Linked DNA regions of Mus musculus: region 1 is linked to region 2. A link is a contact called in ENCODE POLR2A ChIA-PET data. All regions are on one chromosome and are shown on one strand. Each heading gives the region's core, a stretch centred on a gene start or an enhancer-like site at or near the end of the contact. The rest is flanking DNA. Distances are from core to core; before and after follow the strand shown.

The links. ChIA-PET counts read pairs that join two places held with the same protein, here RNA polymerase II (POLR2A).
Region 1: POLR2A ChIA-PET joins it to region 2 with 11 read pairs in Patski. The contact joins the promoter of 2900052L18Rik here to the promoter of Ndufaf8 in region 2. POLR2A ChIA-PET finds 5 or more read pairs at or near these places in 2 of 5 experiments (Patski and embryonic stem cell).

What each region holds. Positions count from the first base shown.
Region 1 is chr11:120,230,307-120,233,395 of GRCm38, forward strand. 2900052L18Rik (RIKEN cDNA 2900052L18 gene) reads right to left here and starts at 1,311. Exons shown (of 2, transcript NR_151480.1): 1 at 1,189-1,311; 2 at 1-992. Bahcc1 (BAH domain and coiled-coil containing 1) reads left to right here and starts at 2,641. Exons shown (of 28, transcript NM_001347621.2): 1 at 2,641-2,801.
Region 2 is chr11:120,097,337-120,100,372 of GRCm38, forward strand. Ndufaf8 (NADH:ubiquinone oxidoreductase complex assembly factor 8) reads left to right here and starts at 1,598. Exons shown (of 3, transcript NM_001110242.1): 1 at 1,598-1,729; 2 at 1,812-1,922; 3 at 2,838-3,036. The coding sequence starts at 1,646. The coding sequence ends at 2,867. It overlaps Tepsin (TEPSIN, adaptor related protein complex 4 accessory protein), which reads right to left and starts at 1,395. Exons shown (of 13, transcript NM_183137.2): 1 at 1,290-1,395; 2 at 173-245. The coding sequence starts at 1,337.

The sequences.
Region 1 (3,089 bases), core at 61-2,560, 130 kb after region 2:
GCCTTTCGGGGATGTGAGACGACACAGAACGGGGTTGGGGTGGACACAGAACATGGCGGGGTTGGAGACAAATCCTCCTGCCCAGCTTTTAGGGATCCGGCGGTGCTGATCCCCAAGATTCTAAACCGGCTTGAGGAGGAAAGAAACCTCGCGTTCTCGTGTCTAGCAGCAGGCCTGTGTGCAGATGGATTACCGGTGTGCCCTTCTGACCATCTCCACCCGCCCTGGAGGGATAGATCCCACACTTGGAGATCTTCCCGGTCCAGCCTAGAGGACCCGGGTTACGCAAAATCAAAGAGTGGGTGCAAGCTGTCTAGGCGCGCCCCTCCCCCACACTGGCTTCCCGGGTCCCCTCGAGGTTGCAGCAGCTCGGAGGATTGCCACGCTGTGTCCTTGTAGCATCCAATTATTTCTCTCTCTCTCTTTTTTTAAAATCCTTTTCCCTTTTTCTTTTTCTTTTTGAAGGGACGGATGGGGTAAGGGAGAATACTTTAAACGGGGAGATAGATATAAAGATTCCTGGATCGGTAAACAAAATCAGTGAAAGAAAATAGCGAGGAACTCGAATTCCAAGCACTCAGAAAATCTGCGGCTTGCAAGAGATGCTTACACCAACCGAGAACAGGGGCGCTCGCGTTCCGGGGCCTCCCGTTGCCAGCAGCGGTTTCTCCCGAGCCGGGAATCTTCTCTCCGTGCGTGCGAAGCGGGAAACGGCTGCCCGCCGCTGGAGGGACCAGAACAACGGAGCTCACCTCAGGCCAAGCCCGGCCGGCGTTCGCCGTCGGGTCACCACCGAGCCACCGGGAGCCGGAATTCGCGCCCATCCCTCACAGGATGGCCTGATTCAATCGCGTACTGGATCTGCAGGAGATGTGCCTCACCGCAGCTCGTGCGCCCCGGCGCGCAGCAATCACCGCGCTGGAGAGGGCGCAATCCCGGGCTGGCCTCGCGCCTCCACCCCGCAGTCAGGCTTGTGTTCCCCGTCCGGCGGCCTGCGGAGACCCCGGCTTACCTAGAGCGGGCGGCGGCCGAAGCCCAGTCGCTTGCGAGGGGGAAATCCCGGAGTCCCCGCCCGCCGCCCCCATCCTCCCAGGTCAGCGTGGCCCGCAGGGGGCCAGGCCGGCCCGGCAGTGCGCCCGCTTCCCCTTTCTCTTCAGATGCCTTTGATCCCCAAGCTCTCCGCCGCACCTCGGCTCCCGAGCTGCCTGGGTCGGCCCGCGGGGATCCTGGAAACCGTCCCCGGTTTATCTCCTTTCATCAAGCGGCCTTGGGCAGCCTTGAAACCGCGGAGCCAGTAATTGCTTTTTTCAGGAGGCCCGGTGCGGACTGGATAACAGCCAATCAGCGCCTTGTTTACACTTAGTGATGGACAGCCCGCTGGCAAAGTGCCAACCAATCGTGACCGTTTTGCAGAAGCAAGGGAGGCGGGGAAAGAGAGGAGACCACAGATCTCAGATTTAACTCCTTTGTGTCCACGCAGGAAAGAGACTGGAAAAATCCAAAGGAATATAGCTGTGTCGATTGGCATCTACTTAAATACTCCCCCCCAACACACAGAGAAAAAGAGAAGCAGAAATTATGTATTCATCGCCACTAAGACATCACCTCTACTTCTTGAGAATAAATAACATTTGGGTAGGCAACCAAATTCTAACCGAAATATTTGCTTGCAGAATATTTTAAAAGCGCTTTGATTCTGATTATGATAAAGAGAATTGTTTAGAGGCTGTTTTCCATTGTAGAGAGAAATTTGCGAATATGCAGGGACAGGCCCTGAGAAATGCTAAGCATGGTTTTCACACCATGACAACCACCCCTAAAATTATCAAGTGAAGATATTTTTAAAATCTAGGGGCTGATAGAAAAAGTAAATCCTTATCTTGGCAACAGAGCCTCGATTTTCATTTCGATTGTTGCTACGCTGCAAAGTGTGGCGGAGGGAGATAATAATTGAGAGCGGACAGATAGATGGCTGGCGAAGAAAGGTACATCTGCCTCTCGGGCAGGGGGAAGAAGGGCATATATGGAGCCTGTGGGCATGCCTCAGGCAGAAGTGTATTCCTAGTTTGGGTGGGGGGCGCCTGGGAGTGGAGGTACATCAGGGTAACTCAGAATCTGCGCTTGGAAGTTGGGCCTACGTGCAGCAGGTTCTGCCACCTGCCAAACAGACCCTTGGTATGGACAGAGCATCTGGTTTACAGCGTGAGGCTATTTCTTCTTTTTTATTTTGTGCATAAAAACAAATAAAAATGCCCCAAACCTTACACCTGACAAATTATGGAAAAACAAAACCACAAGTCTCCCCTGGACACGGACACCCGTTCTCACTATCCCTAGCTCCTCTCCCGCCCTGCGCCACCACATTCCCATTCAGCAGCAATGATCTGCGCAAAGGAGCTGCGCAGTCGCTGGGCTTGAATTAGGCGCCATCAGGCTTGGTAGTAGCCCTGCTGCTCCCTGATTGGCAGCTCCCTGGCCCGGCGCCAGCCTATTGGGAGGCCTGTTTACGCCGAATGAGTGGCACGAGCTCAGGGCCGTGGAGGGCCGAGCAGCCAATCAGCGCTCGGGCTGCTCCGGGCTGAGTGGCACGAGCTTATTAGTATGCAGGGCCCGTGGCTCGCCGCGCCGGGCTGCAGGTTTGAGAGCCGCTCTGGATGGGCTCGCTAGAGTCGTTGTTGTGGAAGCCGTGCATTCACAGTGCAACAGTCAGCACATTGAAAATACCAATAGGAATACAAACCAAAGTCACATTTACTGATTTAATTGTATTGCATTCAATTGTATCCAGGAAACAGCCTCCAGTAAGTAACTCAAATTGCTTTCATTTTTAATTTTTTTTGCTATTTTTATTATTTTATTATATTATTTTGGTTTTTGGGGGTTTACATTTTTAAGCAAAAGAAATTCAGGATTGTGATGTTAAATAATAGAGCTTCCCTTTTAAAATCCGTTATGATGTTGAAAGGCTTTTTTTTAAAAGATGGACTATATATATGAGTACGATATTTTTTCTTCTGAAAAATTTTATCGATCGGTTTAAAATTCCCCCCGTAATGCGTCCTTGCTTTGCTCTGAGCGCTTGTTGTCTC
Region 2 (3,036 bases), core at 348-2,847:
GACAGCCAGGGCTACACAGAGAAACCCTGTCTCGAAAATCCAAAAAAAGAAGTTGTCAGTGCTCCTGGAATAGCAGAAAACCCCACCCTGATGCAGTATCCCTTCCTGCTATGTCAGGATCCCCTCCGTACTAAACACTAAACCCACCAATGGGAACAGTGCAGAAGGATACTGGCGATCTCTTCAAACAGGTAGCCTGGACATGGGATGCTATCATCTGAGGTCCCCTTCAACAGGATGGGGAGCTGTAGGGGAATGAGGGCCATGGTGAGCTGCCATCTTAGACAGGGTAGGTCCCAGCCACTGAAGGGAATGGAAGCAAGCCTCATGCTGACTGGGGCTAAAACTGCCCAGGAGAGAGTCTGGGCAGGGCCACAGTCACCCTAAGGGCCACAAAGCAGAGCTGCAAACAGGCTCTGCTCTGGCATGGAGGAGTGACCCGGGAAAGAGGAAAATCAACAAAGGTTCTCTAACGAGGTCAAGATGAGGTTCAGCCCCTGCCTCCTACACTAAGTAACAGCAACAGAAAGAATCTCAGGGCTTTCTGTGCATTGGATGGGTGAGACTACTGGGTACAGACCCAAAGAGTGAGAACCGCTCAGCTTGGGGACTTTAAGGTTCCTTGAAGATAGCAAACTTCCATCTTATTGAGTCATGAATCAGCTTGGTTGTGCTTGCTTACTTACTTCCTTGCGTGTCCCTGCAAGCCTATGGTGTTTACTTGGTTGAAATCTGGGAACACCTCATCTCATCCATCAGTATCTGGATGAGAGGGCGAGGTTTAGGAACATTTAAGACAAGTATGTCTTCACCGTGCTATTTGTCTACAGTGCCTTCAAGGGGATCTGTAGGGAGGGAGCTGCACAGTTCAGTACTTCAGATCTTGTCCCAGACTTGAGTGATCTGATCTCTTGTAGCAGGGACTCTTAAAAGCCTAAGAAGGGTCCCTGGGGCCACTCAGTGCCCTCAAGATCCAGTCAGAAAGCTCAAGGCAATCAATTTATTGCAGTCAACAGCTGGCAGCAGGCTCCGCTCTCGCCACCCCGTGGCTATGGCCTTCCAGATGCCCCCTGTCCCCCAGAGATGTACGAGCTTCCAGGATCTTCTGAAATGAAGCCTGGGGAGAGCCGATGGGCCCCGCTGGAGATCGCCCGCCGCCCTTGGGGTTAACCTTCTGCTATCACGGCAGGCACACTCATTCTCGGCAGCTGCTGGACAGTGTCTGTCCCCGCTAATCTAGCGAGGTTCCCGGGCGCCGGAGGTCAGCACACCCGGCGAGTTTCACTCACCCTATGCAAGAAGCTCAAGCGGTCCCGCAGGGGCGGCACAGCTGCCATGGTCCAGGTAACCTCCCAAACTGCCCCGCTTCCGCCAGGCTTCGATCCTCCAATCGTCGCGCTCCTCTCGCTCCCCCGACCAATCGCTCGCAAGGGGCGGGCACGAAGGCGGGAACATCTGCGTCTCAGCCAATCCAAAGTCTCAGCAAGAGACGGACAAGAACGGCGACCAATTACAGAAGCACAGGACTGTGACTCTGACCAACCAGAAAATAGGATAGGCGGAGAGTCCGGATGTTCACGCGTTCGACTCCGGAAGAGGCAGGGCCCAAGATGGCGGCGCCCTCGAGAGCCTAAAAGGACCGCTCATGTCTGTGAACGGAGCGGTGTGGGGGCGTGTGCGGAGCCGTTTCCGAGCCTTCCCCGAGCATCTGGCGGCCTGTGGAGCTGAGGTACGGAGCGAACGGAGCGGAAGCGGAAGCGGGATGGGTGGCGACTCGGGTCAGGTCCCTGTACTGTCCCGTCTTCCCTCAGGCCTCGGCTTATGGCAAGTGCGTGCAGGCGTCCACCGCCCCAGGAGGCCGCCTGAGTAAGGACCTCTGCGTTCGCGAGTTCGAGGCCCTGCGGAGCTGCTTCGCCGCCGCGGTAGGTGGGCGTGTCCCTGCTACGTCATCTCTGTCTGGCGTCCTCTTTTCCGCCAAGCAACTCCAGTGACAAGGGGACAGGGCCTCCAGTTAGCTGTTGGCGTCTTGCCGATGGGCAACCCGATGAGACCGACCCCAGCTCCACTTGGTTTCTCCCAGCAATTCCTGCTAGATGCCAGGGCAGTGTCCTGCTAGGCACGCACCCCTGACGCACCCTGTCCCCGAGGAGTAAAGTGCAAGGTCCGCAGCAGGTTCTCCCTGCAGCACGGAAGCGATGCTGAGAGCCGCTTGGGTTCTTGATCCTGGCCTTTTTGCCCATGACCCCTCCACTAGAGCTAGGGTCGGTGGTTAAGAACCCAGGGTGACAGACACACTGCATCAGAAGCAGGTCCACAGTAGCCTCGGCGGGAATGAGGAGCAGTGTTTGAGTTGACTACAGCCCAGCCTCACCTACATACAGCCTTTGGTTTCCCGGCAGAGGCTGTTCAGTCGTCAGGTGTTGCGCTTTTCTTGTTCCTTCTAACTTGACACAAGCCTTTACTCTTGTGGTTGGTGGCCAGCAGCTGTCATTGAAACCCTAAACACACTCCTAATGCTCAGAGTTTCTGCTGTCCCTGCCACCCTCTCTGTGGCTGACCAGAATTGTGTGACTCCATCTGCTGCTTTGCCTGGACCAGATAAAGGCACCCCCCTGTGGTTCCCCCTCCATCCCTGCCCATCTCATAACAGAAACTCTCAGTCACAGGGGCCAGGCGTCCTCTGTAGGTGAGCCCAGGCTGGGACCCCCCGAGACACACTAGCATCTCAGTTCTTTAGCGTGGTTGGGATAAGGTGGCATTTGATGTGGTAGATGTCTTGCTTTAAGCCATATCTAAACTGGAAATAAGTCACTGAAACAAAATGCTTTCTCTTCCAGGCCAAGAAGACCATGATGGGAGGCTCCTAGGAAGAGCGGTGGGCGTGGAGGCCCTGTCCTGACAGCACGCATATGGGCAGCAGAGTTCCTGCTGTGTAATGGTTCCTCCCACCCTGAACCATGGGCAGGCAGGGCAGGGCTGTTTCCCGGCAGTGTGTACATGAGGATCTGGATTTGGTTGAGATGTAACATGAAGATG